Regions from separate parts of the Homo sapiens genome. Here regions 1 and 2 are each linked to region 3. A link is a contact called in ENCODE Hi-C or POLR2A ChIA-PET data. All regions are on one chromosome and are shown on one strand. The core of a region is the stretch at or near the end of the contact, and the rest is flanking DNA. Distances in the headings are between cores, read along the strand shown.

Evidence for each region. Hi-C counts contacts between places; a loop is a spot of excess contacts on that map. ChIA-PET counts read pairs that join two places held with the same protein, here RNA polymerase II (POLR2A). Pooled maps may share reads with other maps.
Region 1: a map of B cell shows a loop between it and region 3 (2.3-fold over the local background). The contact joins two enhancer-like sites. A Hi-C loop is called at or near these places in 4 of 168 maps with a recorded cell type or tissue (B cell, endothelial cell of umbilical vein, psoas muscle and 1 more) and 1 of 50 pooled maps. POLR2A ChIA-PET finds 5 or more read pairs at or near these places in 7 of 52 experiments (A673, B cell, BJ and 3 more).
Region 2: a map of prostate gland shows a loop between it and region 3 (2.3-fold over the local background). The contact joins two enhancer-like sites. A Hi-C loop is called at or near these places in 4 of 168 maps with a recorded cell type or tissue (ascending aorta, prostate gland, psoas muscle and 1 more) and 2 of 50 pooled maps. POLR2A ChIA-PET finds 5 or more read pairs at or near these places in 6 of 52 experiments (BJ, H1, HEK293 and 2 more).

What each region holds. Positions count from the first base shown.
Region 1 is chr18:58,945,031-58,947,730 of GRCh38, forward strand. All of the region lies in intron 5 of ZNF532 (zinc finger protein 532), which reads left to right. Among named protein-coding and RNA genes, the nearest start is that of ZNF532, 82 kb to the left of the region's middle. Within about 2 kb of position 1,286, at least 3 of the 41 ENCODE cell types and tissues checked have a DNase peak (open chromatin) inside an H3K27ac peak, as active enhancers do.
Region 2 is chr18:58,963,062-58,965,761 of GRCh38, forward strand. All of the region lies in intron 7 of ZNF532 (zinc finger protein 532), which reads left to right. Among named protein-coding and RNA genes, the nearest start is that of ZNF532, 100 kb to the left of the region's middle. Within about 2 kb of position 1,315, at least 4 of the 41 ENCODE cell types and tissues checked have a DNase peak (open chromatin) inside an H3K27ac peak, as active enhancers do.
Region 3 is chr18:58,910,656-58,913,355 of GRCh38, forward strand. All of the region lies in intron 2 of ZNF532 (zinc finger protein 532), which reads left to right. Among named protein-coding and RNA genes, the nearest start is that of ZNF532, 47 kb to the left of the region's middle. Within about 2 kb of position 1,309, at least 9 of the 41 ENCODE cell types and tissues checked have a DNase peak (open chromatin) inside an H3K27ac peak, as active enhancers do.

The DNA.
Region 1 (2,700 bases), core at 36-2,535, 34 kb after region 3:
TTGACTTCATCCAGATTCCTCCCAGTTGTTATGCGTGTCTTTCTCCTCTCTGGTCCGAGATCTTATCTGGGTGTACATTTTGGATTTACTTGTGCTGCCTTATCAGTGTCCTTCCGTCTGAAGCAGTTGCTCAGTGTCCCCTGTTCTCATGTCTTTGGCCGTCCAAAAGGGGACCCAGGCCTCTCCTGTGGCTGACCCTCACTTGGTCTGTCACTGCACTGTCATTGCTGGACTCAGGCATGTGCTCTTGGTGGCAATGCCTGGGCCGTGATGCCATGCTTTTCTCAAAGGATCACTCTGGGGGCAAGGGCGACATCCACCTGTCTTACAAGGTAGTGGTGATGCCACCCTTCATCATCGAGGCGAGGCAGTTTCTCCATTATAAAGTCACCATTTTCCCTTTTATATCTGTTAGTATTTTGTGGGGAGGGATTCTAATATTACACCAACAACCTGCTCAGCCTCCTCAGAATGATAGCTACGTAAATAGATGGTCTCCTGTTTTACACTTCCTGTTGTTAAGACAGCACGTCCAAACAACAGAATCCCTCCCCAAAGGAATGTAGCATGAACAAAATGAGCTGTGGCATAGCTGTGAAATAGTGATTTCTCAAAATGTGAAAATTGAGTTCTCAGCAATTTCTTAGCCTAGCTAGTAAATCTCAGTTCTTTTCTTGAGGCTATCCTTATTTATTTATTTATTTTTTTTTTTTTTTGAGACGGAGTCTCCCTCTGTCACCAGGCTAGAGTGCAGCAGCGTGGTCTCAGCTCACTGTAACCTCTGCCTCCTGGGTTCAAGCGATTCCCCTGCCTCAGCCTGCCAAGTAGCTGGGACTACAGGTGCACGCCACCATGCCCTGCTAATTCTTTTTTGTATTTTAGTAGAGACGGGGTTTGACCATGTTGGCCAGGTTGGTCTCAATCTCCTGACCTTGTGATCCGCCTGCCTCGGCCTCCCAAAATTCTGGGATTACAGATGTGAGCCACTGCGCCCGGCCAAGTCTATCCTTTTTAAAACAATTGTCCTATGCCAATTACAGAAAAAACAGGAAGTAGAGACAAACAAAGCAATAAAAATACATATACTATCATCCAGCAGAGATGCTGACAATCCTATGCCTTCTCTTTCTTTTCTATGCCCTTTAAAAAATGTGATCATACCATACATTCTATCTTGTTATCTTCTGTTTTAATTTGCATGAAAATCTTTCCATGCCATTGGTATAGGTCTGTGACATCATTTTAAAAAATCTTCATATAGTTTTTTTTTTTTTTTTTTTGAGACACAGTCTTGCTCTGTTGCCCAGGCTGGCGTACAGTGGCGTGATCTCAGCTCACTGCAACCTCTGCCTCCTGGGCCCAAGCGATTCTTGTGCCTCAGCCACCTGTAGCTCCCACACCCAGCTAATTTTTTGTATTTTTAGTAGAGATAGGGTTTCGCCCTGTTGCCCAAGCTAGTCTCAAACCCCTGAGCTCAGGCAATCCACCTGCCTCAGCTTCCCAAAGTGCTGGGATTACAGGCATGAGCCACCATGCTGGCCTAGTTTTCTATTTAACCACTTATTTATACTCTTGGACATTTGGGCCGTTCACAACACTAAGCAGTTTCAAACAGGGAGGAAGTGAACATCTTTGTCACACCTGCTACGGTTAATGATGACAAATGATTAGTATACAACATTGTGCTGCATTGTACGGCCCCGAAAACCTTGTCTGCTTCTCAACACCCCCTCCCCCAAGGGTACTTGTGCTCTGCAGTAAAGTAACTAACATCTCAAGACCTTGTAAAAACAGGCCAATCCAGTTAAACTTATAAATCTTACGGGGAAAAAGAGAAAAAAGTTACATCTGTAACTTTGGACAGAGAATTGCACAGTGAGGTTTGAAGCTACATGGGAAGTCCTCTCTCAGGGCCCTGAGAGAGGGAAGGCAGGTGGTTTTAGGAGGCATTCCGTTCTTCAACTTTGCCGTAGGAATGCCAGGTAAAACCTCAACTTCTCTCTTTTCATTTCTGACCCTCACATCCAGTCAGCTTTTCTCTGACCTTTTCCTAAGCGGCTCCTTAGAATTCTTTGTGCCCATTCTCACAGTTCTCCAGAGGAAATACAGATGCCCATAGGCCCTCTCCTATGTGCCAGGGTGACCCAGAGCAGTGACTAAAAAATGGTGACCTGCTGCCATCAGAGCTGTTCTCAAATGACCGAACACACATCCATTGGAGGCAGAGGCCGGCAGCAGGGTAGACGCAGCCCTTTACCCTCTCAAGACATCTCGTGCCCTCGTTTCAGTAGAGAGTGTGGATGGGCAGGAGGGATTATGTTCAGAAGGTTCAGGTCTGCTGAATTCATTTGAGGAGGCTGCTTGTTAGTAACATATTAGTCATGGAAATAGTTTGTAGGAGACAAGTGAATATTTTAAGTCATTTAAAGCGTAAGAAACATTCAAGCATTGTTGAAATAACAGTGGTATCGATTTTATTTTCTGTTTCTTGATTTTACTGTATATTTGTTTACTGGTGTAGGGCTTCCTGTGTTAAGAACAGGTATAGAAATATTGACATTCAAATGTAAAATTGCTACTGACTCTAAATGAAAACTTTGGAGTTGAGTAGGCCTATTTAGTTTATTAATCAGATTAACATTCTTTTCCAAGTTAGGGTATCATCATTGCCTTGTCTGATCTTAAAAAAAAAAATCTTTA
Region 2 (2,700 bases), core at 65-2,564, 52 kb after region 3:
TTTATGTTTTGGGGAAGGTTGATCTCAAGTGTATTTGTTTAAAGACTCCACCCAACGTTCACTCTTGGTGGTGAAGGCAGGGGACACAACTCTCTGGATGTTGGATTTACAGCATTAGTAAGTCTGTTCAATATAATTTAAAGCCTGATTATAAATGATTTTAGGATGTCTTAATGTTTCTGTTCCTAAAGCCTTTAAGAAAAGTCCATAGATTTCATCTGCATTTTCCATACAGGGTGCAGGTGATAGGTGATTTGAATACTTGCTATTTTGTAGCCTTTCCCATTCTGAAATTCACTTTCAGTTCACTCAGAGATGTAGGTGAAAGACAGCAGTGGCAGTGAAGGAAAGTGGGAGAATGAAAGGATCAGAGTGTGGAGAGATGACCACAGCCACTGAGGCAGGTGTGCTGTTGTTACTTTTGAAAAGAATGGCAAGGCAATCAGCTTGCATTTCCTAGTTTGGGACCACCATGCTTAGAATCAGATTGACTGAGGAGCTTTACAGAGACTCTCACTTGCACAGTATTTAAAAGAAAAAAATGTGTGTGTGTGTGTGTGTGTGTGTGTGTGTGTGTGTGTGTGTATGTATATAAATTTTTAAAGTGCCCACTTGGCCGGGTGCAGTGGCTCACGCCTGTAATCCTAACACTTTCAGAGGCTGAGGCAGGAGGATTGCTAGAGCCCAGAGCTTGAGGCTGCAGTGAGCCGCAGTCGTGTCACTGCACTCCAGTGTGGGCAACAGAGTGAGACCCTGTCTCAAAAAAAAAAAAAAAAAAAAATTTAAAAGGTGCTCACCCACACAACCTGGAACCTAGCCATGTGTATGAAATGTGTGGTAGGGCATAATTGCCCCCCTTAATCTCCCTGAAACTTGTTTAGATAACTTTGTGAAATAAAACGTTACATCTCCATGTTGTTTCTGTCTTCGTGCTGTACTGTGGTGATGGCCATTAGTTAAGGGGATAAAAATACTGAAATACTGTCTAGTTTGCATAGTTCATTGCCAGATGGTTTCATTTTCATTCTTTTACTGTTAGAGTTCATCCTGTTGTCATTAGGCATGCCTTACTACAAAGTCTCTTATTTAATCTAAATGTAGGGATATAATAGATTTTTATCCTTTTAAAACTCATCTTTTAGCTATGGCGACTTTGACTTCCTGCCAAAATCCTGTTACCCTAGCAACAGGTAAAAAATTTTTTAAAAAACCAGTTTCTCCTATCTTTTTTGGCTTAGAACTTATTTGTGATCTCAAGGTTTTAGGAGAAATATCTTTAAATCAGTTGCATGTTCTCTTCTATCTCTGGTTGACTGTTAGAGAGTGATGGCTTCTCACTTGATTCTGCATTTGTGTCAGATGTGATTAAAAGGCACATTAAGAGTTTGTATATTCATGCTAGAAATGTATATCACTGCTGGCTTTATGAAACTTATTTTTCATTAGTTTTGGCCACTGGAATTGATATTTTGTTTGTGTGTGTGTGTGTGTGTGTGTGTGTGTGTGTGTGTGTGTGTGTATACACAGTTTTTCTTTTTTTTTTTAGACAGAGTCTCGCTCTGTCGCTCAGGCTGGAGTGCAGTGGCGTGATCATAGCTCAGTGCTACCTCACACTCTTGGTCACGAGCAATCTGCCAGCCTCAGCCTCCTGAGTAGCAGGGACTACAGGTGAACACCACCATGCCTGGCTAATTTTTATTGATTTTCATTTTTTTGTAGGGAGTTCGGGGTAGAGGGAGTTGTCTTTGTTGCCCAGGCTTGTCTCAAACTCCTGGCCTCAAGTGATCCTCCAGCCTTGGCCTCCCAAAGTGCCAGGATTACAGATGTGCGCCATCACACCTGGCCTATAATTTTATTATATTCTAAATATTTTTACTTCATATATTTCTTATATATTTATATACTATAGATCATATATAATACATATTTCTTATACTATATAAATCTATAATTTTTAATACTAACTTTTATTATAATTTATATTTTATTAGTTTATTTGATATTTTATTAGTATGGTTTACTATATGTAGTTTTCTGAAGTCCTCCACTTGATTTAATAAGAACTTTTTTTAATGTAAGGCTATAAATGTGTTGTAAAAAGGATGTTGAAAATTTTTGGTTCAGAGCATATTAAAGTACATATTGAACTATTGGTGATTTTGGTAGCTTGTGGCTAAATTGGAAGGCGGGGTGTTAAGGATACTGGGGCTAACACTGTCTGAGGGCTTACCCTACTTACTATCTCATTGCAGCAGGCTCCTGAGGGGAGACAGTTACGAATCCCACTTTTAGGTGAGGAAATGAAGCCTGAGAAAGGTTCAATAACTTACCCCAGGGTTTTGCAGCCTGCCAGAGGCAGGTTTCTAGCCCAGACTCTGCAGTTTGCACAGAATGAAAGCTGACATTTCAAAAGCTGCTTAATTTTAGTCTCCTTGAATCTTTCAATATAGATGTGGGACAGTTAGCAGATATGTCTTTCCATCCAGTTTTTACTTCTGCTTTTGATGTAGTCATTTTCATTTCATTTAGGTGTTCAATCTTGGTTAAAGTTGGTTATGCCATCATTAACTGGACGTGTGTGTAGTTTTGGAAGACTGTGAATGTCCTGGTTTTATATTCCTTAGCTGGGGTCTGATGCTTTCTGGAATTACTTGCAGTTGCTGTTAACAGCATCATGGTGTCGTTAATTAATTGGGCAAA
Region 3 (2,700 bases), core at 59-2,558:
AGAGAGAGGGGGTTTCATCATGTTGGCCAGGCTGGTCTCAAACTCCTGGTCTCAAGTGATCCACCCGCCTCAGCCTCCCAAAGTGCTGGGATTACGAGCATGAGCCGCCGCACCTGGCCTGAAATTCTCAAGGGTTTGACAGATGCACAGAAACATGTCTCCACTACCACATTTGTGATACAGAACTATTCCATGAGCCCTAAAATTCTCTCCTTCAGCCTGGTTTGTTTTTTTTTTTTAAGAGACAGGGTCTTACTCTGTTGCCTAAGCTAGATTGCAGTGGCGTGATTGTAGCTCACTGTAGCCTCGACTTACTGGGCTCAACCAATCATCCTGCCTTGGCCTCCCAAAGTGTTGGAATCACAGTCATGAGCTACCACGCCCAGCCCTGCCTGGATTTCAATGGTGGTTTTGAGAGAGTGGATTGTCAGAGTGCTGGGGAGATACTGGGAGGAGCAGGATATGTCCCAGTACTGGAGAACTTGAGCCATGAAGGCTGCGTGGCAAGAGGACAGAGCACCAAGGGTTCCAGGGTAAGGCTGGAGGAGATCTCTCTATGCCACTAGGCAAATGGGATAGGAATTACCCAAAATAGAAGGGACAGACCAAGCTCACTGTGGAGGATCGGCTTGGCAAAGCCAGCATGAAGGTACAGGCAAGATTTGAAGGAATGAAGCTGTGGGAGACCTCTTGACTGGTGACTATGATTTTTTAAGTTAACCTCAGAAAGAAAAGGGGGGATGGAGTTTAGAAGAGGGAGAGATTAGTAACATCTGCAGGCCACAGCCTTAGGCCAGGCAGGGTTGCTCAAGCCTTTAATCCCAGCACTTGGGAGGGGAGGCTGGAGGATCACTCGAGGCCAGTTTGAGACCAGTCTGGGTGAGAGCAAGACCCCATTTCTACAGCAAATAAGAATTAGCTGAGTGTGGCGGTGCTTGTAAGGATCACTTGAGCCCAGAAGTTCGAGGCTGCAGTGAGCTATGATCATGGCACTGCACTCCAGCCTGGACAGCAGAGCCAGGTCCTGTGTCAAAGGAAAGAAAAGAAGCAGCCCTTGTCTCTTGGCAGGATGGGAGTTAATAAGGAAAAACAAAATTGCAGTGCTAAATGACGCTGAGGACCTGCTGTGGAGGGCTACAGGCACGCCCTCAATTTCCCTGGAGCTTCTCTCCTGGAAAAAGCAAAGGAGCTCTCACTGTAGCTGAGCTTTCGTTTTGACCCAGAAGAGTTTGGAGTTGGGGAGTGAGCTTTCTTAGAGAGCTGTGATGTGAGAAGTAGGCCGAGTGGGGGAGGTTGAGCTTTCAGAGAAGGCTGAGGTTTGTAGGGACAGGGACTTTCCCTTAGTTGCTCCTGATGTGCGAGGTGGGGAATGGATGGGGGCGGGGAGCCTACTTTTATAACCTTGAGGGAGGAGTGTGGAATAACTGCAGCAAAGGGCTGGGGCTGGCTTCACTCCTCTATTTCCCAAGGTCGTGACCTGGTTCGTGGCATTAGTATGTGACTCCTGTGTTGATATTTCCAGAAGCAGTTTGAATTTCAGATCAGGAAATCTGTTATATTTCAGATCAGGAATATCAAGTGTTAGCTGAAGAAGAAAACATACTACCTTGAGCAAAGTATTTGTATATCCATGATTGGTATCATCAGGTTTAAGGAAACCAGTAAATAACTATTTTGGATAGTAGCAACTATATTTGCTAATTTCTTGTTAACTCATACAGAATTAACAAAACATACATTTGTTCTTTGACTGTGCGTATAAACTGTATTTGTACGCTATGTGTTACCCTGGTGTAGGCTGCTTAGAAAATGAAGCTCTTGTGCTGAGAGGGGGCAGAGTGTGATCAGGGTGCCCAGCAGTGCTGACAGGTCAGAGGGTCCAGGCGACTTGTTGGTGTCCCATTGTGTCAGCTTTCTTCCCTGTGGCCGGGGAGGAACCTTTAGACCTGCAAGGTGCTCTGGGCTGGCTGTCTCGACTTAATCAGGGTCTGATTAGTGTGAAGGCTAAAGGTAAAATGAAACTTTTCTGTGGCATTTGTCACTGGCATGGGACCTTCAGATGGCAAGTAATTAAGAGATTCCATAGCTTTTTTCATAACTGCTTATTTTTCTTTTCCACATTTTTTCATGTGTGTGTCTGCGTGTATGCTATTTTTTTGAAATCTGAGAATCTGCCATTTTTGGGGCCCAGTCTCTCCCACCCCTGCCTGCACTTCCTAGAGAGAGGCAGTGAACCATGGCAGCTGCTCCAGAGGCGCGGCTGATCAAATTTTTTAAAAAAACTTGGCCCCCAAACTGACCCATGTCCCCAGCTGGTTTAGGAAGAGTGAAGAAGCATGAGGTCGACCTGCGTAGCTGAACCGATTTGGTGTTTGGAATGGAAATGCAGTGAGAAAATAGGTTTCCCTGATATGCAGTCGAGATTGAAGTGGGATAAAAGCGGCAGAAGATCAGTTGGAAGAGAAGAGAGAAGGTTTTTTTTCTTTTCTTTGGTGGAAGAGATACAATGTGCAGAGCCTTGGAAATTCTAAAGATGTAAGAGATTGGTGATGGAGGCAGAGCTAAGGTTTGCATAATGATAATGGGAAGAGCAAGAATTTGAATGTAGGCAGCCAAGAGAAGTCAATCCCTGTGTTTCTTGAAGATGTATAAAAACTGGGGATGCTAGCTAGATTCATTTTCTAAGAGGAGGAAATTAAA